2 separate regions of the Homo sapiens genome follow, and region 1 is linked to region 2. A link is an interaction called in ENCODE POLR2A ChIA-PET data of the cell type or tissue named here. Cell type or tissue: OCI-LY7. All regions are shown on one strand. Each heading gives the region's core, and the rest is flanking DNA. Links, peaks and the distances in the headings are about the cores only. Region 1 overlaps CPED1 (cadherin like and PC-esterase domain containing 1). Region 2 holds the start of WNT16 (Wnt family member 16).

Evidence for each region. ChIA-PET counts read pairs that join two places held together with the same protein. Peaks named below come from ENCODE experiments on the same cell type or tissue, not always from the same donor. Only the 100,000 strongest peaks of a DNase experiment are listed, where the experiment ranks them.
Region 1: POLR2A ChIA-PET joins it to region 2 with 26 read pairs; 3 of 35 experiments call an interaction of 5 or more read pairs at or near these places.

What each region holds. Positions count from the first base shown.
Region 1 is chr7:121,270,027-121,275,410 of GRCh38, forward strand. CPED1 (cadherin like and PC-esterase domain containing 1) reads left to right here. Exons shown (of 23, transcript NM_024913.5): 22 at 1,258-1,404. Among named protein-coding and RNA genes, the nearest start is that of WNT16, 56 kb to the right of the region's middle. In OCI-LY7, for the core only: no CTCF peak of the experiment used is centred there; no DNase peak of the experiment used is centred there.
Region 2 is chr7:121,324,430-121,329,797 of GRCh38, forward strand. WNT16 (Wnt family member 16) reads left to right here and starts at 4,571. Exons shown (of 4, transcript NM_057168.2): 1 at 4,571-4,958; 2 at 5,138-5,368. The coding sequence starts at 4,864. In OCI-LY7, for the core only: no CTCF peak of the experiment used is centred there; no DNase peak of the experiment used is centred there.

The DNA of each region.
Region 1 (5,384 bases), core at 164-5,163, 55 kb before region 2:
AGACTCTTTTAAACAACCAGATCTTGTGTGAACTCATTACTGTGGGGAGGGCACAGAGCCGTTCATGAAAGGTCCACCCCTATGACCCAAACACCTCCCACTAAGCCTCACCTCCAACACTGGGGTTCACATTTCAACATGAGATTTGGAGGGGACAAATATTCAAATCATATATCTTCTTTTGAGAAGTGTCTACCACTTTTTAATGGGTTTGTTTTCTACTTGCTGATTTAAATTACTTATGGATTCTAGATATTTGAACTTTGTCAGATCCATAGTTTGCAAACATTTTCTCCCATTCTGTAGATTGTCTGTTTGCTTTGTTGATAGTTTCTTTTGCTGTGCATAGCTCTTTAGTTTAATTAGGTTCCACTTATCAATTTTTGGTTTTGGTACAATTGTTTTTGAGGTCTTGGTCATAAATTCTTTGCCAAGGCCAGTGTCCAAAATGGTATTTCCTAGTTTTCTCCTAGGATTTTTATAGTTTAAGGTCTTACATTTAAGTCTTTAATCCATCTTGAGTTAATTTTTATATATGGTAAGAGGTAAGAATCCAGTTTCATTATTTTGAATATAGAGAGCCAGTTATCCCAGCATTATTTATTGAGGGTCCTTTTCCCATTGCTTATTTTTGTTGAGTTTGTTGAAATAAGTTGGTTATAGGTGCGGCTTTTTTCTGGGTTCTCTGTTCTCCTTCATTGGTCTATGTGTCTGTTTTTGTACCAAAACCATGCTGTTTTGGTTACTGTAGCCTTATAGTATAGCCTGAAGTCACATAATGTGATGTGTTGGCTTTATTCTTTTTGTTTAAGATGTTTTGGTTATTAGGGCTCTTTTTTGGTTCCATATGAATTTTAGAATAGTTTTTTCTAATTCTGTAAAAAATAACATTTGTAATTTGATAGGAATAGCATTAAATCTGTAGATTGCTTTCGGCAGTAATGTTAATTTTTAAATTGAGAATTTTAGATATTTTATGAGTCTTTGTGGGCAATAAATTTAACCACTTTTTACTGAAGAAGTTCAAAACTGTGTGTCACTGTAGATATTGCTGTTTTATACATAAATGATTACATGTATGTTTCGAGTAAAAAAAATTAGAACACATCTTTATTTAAGAAATGCATGTGAAGTTCCTTATCTTACACTATGACTAATCCCAGTAAAAAAGACATTTACATAATTTCCACCTAACTTATTGAATCATAAAACAATCCTCTGGTAATAAAAATTCTCATTCTTCTGCTTTCCAATCAGAGTGAAGTACAGAACTTATGGAAAGAAAATTTGATTATTCTGGATACTGCAAAAAAACATGGCTATGAAGTAGTTGACACATTCACTATAACAATGGGGCGTTACAAAGAGTTTCTACAGGGGAAGTGTGGATGTCATTTCCATGAGGTATTTATGCTGGCTATCTGAGTTTTATAGCTTTTGATCTTTTAAAATTGTTTGTTGTATCTTTAATTGTATTGTCAGTCTTATTTTGCATGAAACAAAAAACAATGTCAGGTGGAGATTAAATGATATATGTTCATCATCATTCAGCCAAGGCATGTAGTAACCACAACTTTAGCTCTACCAAATGAGATGTTAAAAAATTTATGTTTGTTTAGACACTTCAAAACTAGAACAATTGGTCAATGGAGGCAGGAATATGGGAACCTGGAGAGCACTTATTTTCTCTAATAGACTTCAAGCCTTCCCATCAGAAATTGCATCCAAAAAAAAGGTGGCAAAGGTTTTCAGTAGCAGCAGCTTGCAAAGCACGACTACTTAATGTGCTAAACTAATGAATGACCTTCTTTCATTGCCTTGTCCAATGCATAACAGGAAGACCTGTGTTTTGGTTAGGGTCCCCCCACCCAGAGTGAAAATGATTTTATTTTAACCTATAAATAGGCTAAGCTGATAAGGTGATAGCCTAAAACTATTTTATTCTTTTTTCTCCTGTCCTTTTGAACCTTCTGTGGATTACTTCCTCCCTAACCCTTGAATAAAAATCTTGGTCAGGACCCATAAGTTTAACACCACTTTCAGATAACAAAAGGTCTCCAATCACCTTCAGGTGTAGGAGTATCACATCAATACTAAAATTGTCCCATTCTGAGTCATAACTACATAAGTCATTTCCATCCCCCAGCTTAGGTTTCCTTCAGTCTCAAAAGCCCAAATCAAGGGAGAGAAGGCAGGACACTTATTTGCCATTTCCCCATCTTCCTTCTCTACTTTTATTCTTCTACATTTTTCTGCGTTGGTCAGAGTAGAGACGGGATGCTAAGGACAAGAAGAGTCTTATTTGACTAGTACAAGCATAACCCAGTGATGTGCTCTCTGAGTCTAGCATGCTACTTCTTTTTTTTTTGAGTGATTTTACGAATTGCCTTGGAGAGCCCCCTCCCCACCAGTGGAACTTTATGGCTCCAACTTCCTTGATGGCGGTAATACCTCTCCTCCAAGTAGATTCCTTTTTTGGCTCCTTGGTATCCAACTGTCTATCACTCTGTTGAGGATCACGTTGCTCCTCCAGGCATCCTTTTGAAAAATATTCAAAATAGCACTAGGCTTGCTCTACTTTGAACTACAGAAATATATATATTTGATCTACAGAAATATTAATGCATTGTTGCTCTGTCATTGCTGGAAATACAGTTAGTTCCCAGTGAAGCTTTCTCTCTCACTCTCTCTGCCACCCTAAAGCTGATCTGTAGCCACAGTATATCATACCAGTTCTAATGCTTCCCAAACCCCAAGAGACATGTGCTTGGCTCTGCTGAAGGCTCCTCTCACTTGGCTTAAGGCAAAAATAAAACAACACCCCAATGGGAAGAGGGCCCCAAAACATTGGAAAGCTCACACAGAAATTCCATCCCGTCCTTCCTCTTTGTCTCACAACTCTTTTGGTGAGACAAGAATATGGAAAACTGGATTTTGTCCATACTTTTGAAAGTCTTGTATAGGTTGTCCAGAAATTTCTTGGAATATGATTTTTTTTTGGCTTCTGTTATTTGCTCTAGGAGATTCAGCTGAAACTGAGATGAATAGTGCCTCATTTTATCTTTCTATTAGATATTGATTCACTCTTTCTGGCTTGCCTTCTTTTGTAAACCAGGATGCATTTATTAGTGGGTTGACTCGTGAGGTGACAACTAAAGTTTCCTTCTGATTCTGTTTTTCAGCCCTTAGCTGACTGTCAGAATCCATCTTGGTGGGCCGAGTGTGGTAGCTCACACCTGTAATCTCAGCACTTTGGGAGGCTGAGGCGGGTGGATCACTTGAGGTCAGAAGTTTGAGACCAGCCTGCCAGCATGGTGAAACCCCGTCTCTACTAAAAATACAAAAATTAGCCAGGTGTGGTGGTGTGTGCCTGTAATCCCAGCTACTGGGGAGGTAGAGGCAGGAGAATCACTTGAACCTGGGAAGTAGAGGTTGCAATGAGCTGAGATCACCACCACTGCACTCCAGCCTGGGTGACACAGCAAGACTCCATCTCAAAGAAAAAAAAAAAATCCATCTTGGTCCCAAGAGTTTTACCAATACTAAAAATGTTATTGACACTGCAGTAGTTGCTCTGTATGATTTATGGGTGGATTTACATTATCCTTTAATATGACCAAATGGAACTGCATTTCAGAGAAGTGAAAGCCTGCAGCCACAGTACAGAACATGACATTTTAAATTTTGACCTAGCAGCTTGAAGCTGGATCATGCTGTTGCAGAACAGATTTTAAGCTGTAGGATACTGTGTGTCTACTAATGTCTTCCACAAGAAAATATACAACGTTTAGAGTACTTATCCTATTTGCAAAAGTCAAGACTTAGAAATGCAAGGGCTGTAGCCTGGAAGAGAAAGAAGCAAAGATCTTGCAGCTGAGCCAGCCCAGGATCACAGCTGGCTAAAAAAGCAAGCCAGTGGTTGCCAAACCCACAGAAAACAGGGCTTTTGAAAGACAACATAGAGATTGGTTTTGTTCCTCTTTTAGAAAGAATTTTTATTTGTTTATTTATTTATTTGTACATAATGTGTCTTCAATTCATATTTTTGCAGAAAGGTGTCTACTTTTCTTTTTTTAGCTTTAGTGCTCTGAAAGTCTAAAAAGCAAAATGTCCTCGAATAATTTCAACATGGCTCCAATTAAAAACAGAAGTGCCCTTCCCACATGGTTACATGTATCATACCACAGCATCAACCAGTTCACATTAATAGCCATGGTATTCAGAAACCACAAAAAAGGCTTTTTGAACCATCAGCACTAGAATATTGGCTTATAATTATTACTGATTAAAATTATCATTAACTTGCATAGTAACAATGCTTCAAGCATGTTCAGGTAAAATCATTTAGCTTATTTGACTTTATAGTTTTTGGTGTGTAATTATCACACATAACTCGCTTTTTCTTAACTCTATTTCTGATGTAGGCTGTCTTGATAGCAAGCCATGTAGGTCTCCGCCAAATTATCTTAATTGATTTCAGAGTAGTGTTATCTATTTTGAAGTTTTAATGTTTAAGCTAAAATAAGCTTCTGGGAGCATTTGCTGTTCCAGTCACAACATACAGCTGATATGATCATCTTTCTCAACTGACTCCCTTCATCATAAAGTCGCTAAATTCATTCATTACTTAGGCATAATTATTGCTTAACTCTTGAACAATTTGTACCCCTTGTACCTCAGCAAGTCTCTAGTGCTGACACTGACATTTTATAATCTTTCTAAATCATCACCTAACATCTTAACAGTGATGTAATAGCAATGTTAGCTTATTACAAACAATCCAAAAAATCTAAAACTCTTTATAGAGGACATTTGATAATGAATGCAGCAAGCTAGAAAAAAAGTTGGTGACTGCTCTCATGTCTAAAAAGTTAAAGGGCAAAAATTCTGCTGATAACCTTTTTTTCACCTCTGTGCTCATCTTATGAGCCTGGCAAATAAAGCTTACCATAAAATACTAGCAAGAGTTGAAAAAATTGTGTTAGAACCATAAAAATTCTGGCTTGGGGGACTTTTATCTTCTGATGTTCAACTAAACTATTCCCACAATAGATTCAAGGATACCTGAGAAGGGTTGGTATAATCATTACAGTAAGATATTGATGTTTTTTCTTTGGTTTGTGGTTAGAATTCTATCATAGACATAACAAACTTGCTTCAGTGAGCTCTCACTGCCATAGGTGAGATGAAAGATCTTGAGGTGTTTCTTTCATCCGTCAAGGCACCAAAAGAGAATATGTTGCCACCAAGAATCTGTAAACAATTTCCCAACTGGTGTGCATCAATTTTGACTAACATGTTCCTGCTGATTAGAAAAGCAGGTGTTTCTTTTTATGAGTGGAAATGGATTACGTTTTCCTAGTGTTTACATAGGACAACAAACA
Region 2 (5,368 bases), core at 369-5,368:
TGGGCTCAGATCATGAAATGACATAATATTAGCTCTCATTTATGTGTTTATTAAATGATTAATGATATGATCTTTACAACATTTTATGCATATGGACACTAGAAGCTTAAAAAGTTTATACAGTACAGTAAACTTTAGGTCTCACATTCTACTGGTCAGTGAATATTTTGTCGTCTCTTCAATCAAAATATAATAAATAGGAAATTAAGCTCCTGCTTGCTGAGAAAGAAATCAATAATTTAAAATGTGCAGTTGTATACATGTTTGGAATTGATCTTTTACTTCATTCATCAAGTCTAAATAGCATAATCCCCTCCGATGAGAGTAGAGTTGAATGCTTTATATTAATAGACATAAATTCGATTATGAAAGAGCTCCTCAACTTCATATGTCAGGATAAAATATCTGTAACTTCTTATATTCTCCAAATAAAATTTCATGTGATCTGACAAGATTATATTTTAAAATTCAACCATTTTAAATGACTTCTGCAATTAAAATAGATTCATTTTCCTTGAAATCCAGAAGCAAAAGTGAAGCTGGAGATATTAAGACAAGATGGGCGCCAAAAAACCCTGGCTTATGCCACCTTGGGGACTGAACCATCTTTCAGGTAGACAAGTTCCTGTCAATGGCTAAGGTTTCCTCCTCCTGCAGTCCCCCAGCAAATGCAGTTTCCCCCTCCCCACCATGTGCGCGCGCGCACACACACACACACACACACACACACACACACACACACACACACGTACCACTCTCCTCCCTCCAGCCCTATGGTAGCTCCAGTAAGAGATTCAGATCTGAAAAAGAAATTTTGATAATTTTGCAAATGAAAAAACTGAGACTCAAAGTTGAAATGAGTAGTCCACGATCATCACCTGCTGACAGGAGCCCCGGTTACCCAACCCAACCCAGTGCTCTTTCCACTGCCCCTCTCAGCCTGCAAAAACCACAGAGGGCAAAGCCAGAAAGATGGAAAGGCACCCATGCAGCTCACCACTTGCCTCAGGGAGACCCTCTTCACAGGGGCTTCTCAAAAGACCTCCCTATGGTGGGTTTTGTTTATTTTTGGAGAACAAAACAACTTTTTCAATGTTTCAATGGAGAGATCTGTGAATTGTGACGTAAGGAACCATAGACACCAGTAAAAAATTTTGACCCAAAGACACGGTAATCTGAGTTTTAAGATTTGGGGATTTGATCAGGGAAAAAAAATTTTACATATATATATATATAACACCTAACATATCTCTCTCTATACACACACACTATATATATGTTTTGAATTAGGCATGCAGAAGTATGTTGTAGTGAAAAAAACAGGGTCTTGGCCAGGTGCCATGGATCATGCCTATAATCCCAGCAGTTTGGGAGGCTGAGGCAGGAGGATTGTTTGAGCCAGGAATTTGAGACCAGTCTGGGCAACATAGTGAGACCCCTGTCTCTACACAAAATAAAAAATACAGCTGAATATAACGGTGCACACTTGTAGTCCCAGCTACTCAGGAGGCTGAGGGTGAGGATCGCTTGTGCCTGGGAGTTGAGGCTGCAGTGAGTCATGATAGAGCCACTACACTCCAACCTGGGCAATAGAATGATACCTCATCTCAAAAAAAAAAAAAAAAAAAAAAAAAAAGGAGGGGCCTCTAAAGGTTGATTGTTTTTGAGTAACCTCGAGCAAGTTTCTTAATCTCCCCAAATTAATTTCCTCATCTGTAAAGTGAGTATCAATTTTGTATAGAGAAAGATGGAGAATGAGACAGAGACAGAGAGACAAATAAAGACAGTAAGAGGGATTTGGGAGTGTATGGCAGCTCTCAGAACATGAAAGTTCACAATGCCTGGAACAAAATTATCATTCAAATATCTGTTCACTGAATGAAAAATCTGCTTCCTCAGCTGGGTCAGCTCCTAGAAATATGTCTCCTTTGTTTTGGAGATATGGACAGAATGACCCCTAAGGCTCTAGCCCATACAAAAGAGATGCAAGACCACTCACGCCCTAAAATTGTGTCTTGTGTTTGAAAATGTTTGACACAGTGGTCTCTGACTCTCAGGACAGAATACCCTCTGAGTGCACCCCAAAGGCTTTATCTGGATGCGTAGATGGTGCTAGATTCCCAGAATAATAATGAAGGTAACATTCAAGTGTCTCCTCCCCACTCTGATCCCCAAGACTGAAATAAGTAATCTTCCTTTGTGTGTTCACAGCACACTCTACTTTGTACATTTATTGCACGTATTATAGCTGCATGCTCCCTTGTCTGTCTTGCCAAGTAGACTGTGAATTCCATGATCATTTGAGTAAGTGCTATCCCCACTTTCTAACCCATAACAGAGACTCAATATATGTTTTTGATTTTTTAAAAAATCAAACACCTCTTTAAAACATCTACCACCGTTGGCCCTAAAATCAGCCTAAGGTATGGATATTGTCCAGCACCCCCAACCCGGAGATTGCCTCCCCACTTCCAATTCCCCTTGAAATGAAGTAAAAACTGTAGTTCCAGCATTTAGGCCTCTTACATATCCACTCAGGATGTTCCTCATTGTTAATTCACTCAATAAATTTTGTTCAAAAACAGGATCTTATGTACTAGGCCCAATGGCAGGGGTACAGCAATGAATCCGCCATTGTCCCTCTTGGAGAAGCTCACAGAATAAAGTGAGCTTGGATGAAGGCTCTGACTTTCAGAGAGGCCACTAGCCGTTAGCCAAAATATTTCTGGATCAGTATCTACATCCTATCATCAACTTGACTCCTCGACTCTTTAAAATGTGGCTTTAGAACCTGGTACATAGTGTACACTCAATAAACATTTGTTGGATAAGGGAGTGAATGGGATAGGATGAAAATTTCAGTGAGCTTTTATTGCTCACTGATTGATATAGGAGATAAGCAGCTAATGCTATCTAATCCTTTTTTTTTTTTTTTTTTTGAGTCGGAGTCTCACTGTGTGCCATAGGCTGGAGTGCAGTGGCGCTATCTCAACTCACTGCAACCTCCACCTCCTAGGTTCAAGCAATTCTCCTGTCTTAGCCTCCCGAGTAGCTGGGATTACAGGCATGCACCACCACACCCAAATAATTTTGTATTTTTAGCAGGGACAGGGTTTCACCATGTTGGCCATGCTGGTCTTGAACTCCTGACCTCTGGTGATCCGCCCATCTTGGCCTCCAAAAGTGCTGGGATTACAGGTGTGAGCCACTGCACCTGGCCCCAAATCCTTTATTTAAGTAATTTTGGCTTTGGGTACCCACTGAGCTGATACGTCCACCATGGGAATGTATTAACACTTCAAAAGATCTCTAAGGACAGATAATGCTTCTTAGAAACATTTCTTGTGTCTAATTAGGTGAGGCAGGCTTTCCCAATACCACAGCTAAACACGTTGCACTTGCCTTCAGATAACTCTCGGAGACCTTCCATCCTACAAAACACTGATTAACTAACCTTCCAAATCTGCCAGTAACTGGAACACTTCCTGCTTCTGAACTATCTTCGGCTCCAGGGAGTACCCTGCTAGATTCTTTAATCTCTCTTACTGATCATCTAAACGTATTTTCTTTTACACTTGTGTATGGTTTATTTGTACAGTTGTGGGAAGAGAGCTTGTCTTTATAAATTCCCACAGGACTAGGCACACAGCAGGTATTTAATAAGTACGTTTTTAAAAATGTGTCTTCCATGTGTAGCCCTGTCCTGCAGGGACGCATCGGGTAGGTGGCAAAGGGGTGCCCAATCCTAGCGAACTTTCAACTGAGGTTGGGGGAGAAGGGCAGGGACCCTCCCACCATGAGAATCGTAAGGTAGGACTGGAGAAAAAGATCAGAGCACATCTCTCATGTACTCTAGAACTCTCCAGAAACCTCTCACTTTCTTTGTCCCCATCTTCTGCAGGGGACTTACAGCGTTCTCAGGGACTGCAGGAAATAAGACAAATAGGGAAAAGGAAATCACAGAGCACGATTGAAATATGGCAGATGAGATGCTAGACTGGAATCTTCTCTTTCGCTCAAAATAAATGCATACATAAATGACAGTGATTGTAAGCCTGACAGCACTTCACCCACTCTCTAAAGTCTCCTGACAGTGGGACCTCAAGCAGGGGACTGGAAGGTTAATTTGTTCGGTACCAACTCTGACTCAAAAAGATTATTCTCCTGTGAGGTGAAGGAGAAGAAAAAAAGGTCAGTGACATTTTCCAGCCACTACACCCAGAGGGTAACCCAGATGTTGGTGGGATGGGTGGGACTCATCAAACCCACGCTTTCCCCCAAGGTTGCTAAGACAGAGCGTCCTGTTAGTCTTCGGGTTGAATCAACCCCACAACGACCCGTTCTAAGGAGACTGTGACAGCAGGAAAGGTCATGACACACCCAGGTCTGGACACGCTGTCCCTGAGGCCAGTGCCCGGAGCGCCCCCCGCGGAGCCGCTCTCCACCAATAAGAGCCTGAGGTCCCGAGATGATGAGATGCGGGGCCGCTGCTCAGCCAATCAGGCTCCAGGCGCGGCCAGGGGGAGGAGATGGGAGGAGAGGCCGGGGGCGATGGAGACGCGGATACATCAACAGAAGTTTCTCACCTAGGAATGCGAGGGGCGCTCCCGCATCTCCTGCACATCTCCACCCCTGCGCAGGAGGAGATCCCCAGGCTGCTCTCTCCATCTCTCCTACAGCTCCCTGCAAACGAGGGGGAAGCTGCTGAGAGTCCCTATCACTGCTGGCCTTTTAATGTTGTATGCAAGGAGGAAGAGGGCGAGGGATAACTTGGTGCTGGACAACTGACCTGCGGCCCGAAGGGCCTCTGGGGAGGGGGTGCAAAAGAGGAGCGGCTGGGCTGGGGGACTCCATGCGGGGGCGATGGACAGGGCGGCGCTCCTGGGACTGGCCCGCTTGTGCGCGCTGTGGGCAGCCCTGCTCGTGCTGTTCCCCTACGGAGCCCAAGGAAACTGGATGTGAGTATGGAGGTGGCAGGGAAGCATCGGGTAGGTGGCAAAAGGGGTGCCCAATCCTAGGGAACTTTCAACTGAGGCTGGGGGAGAAGGGCGGGGACCCTTAGACGAGTGACCTAATTTTTCGGAAAACATCTGGAATTGGGGAGCGGCTTAACGCTACGGGCGGCCGTGTCTTACAGGTGGTTGGGCATTGCCTCCTTCGGGGTTCCAGAGAAGCTGGGCTGCGCCAATTTGCCGCTGAACAGCCGCCAGAAGGAGCTGTGCAAGAGGAAACCGTACCTGCTGCCGAGCATCCGAGAGGGCGCCCGGCTGGGCATTCAGGAGTGCGGGAGCCAGTTCAGACACGAGAGATGGAACTGCATGATCACCGCCGCCGCCACTACCGCCCCGATGGGCGCCAGCCCCCTCTT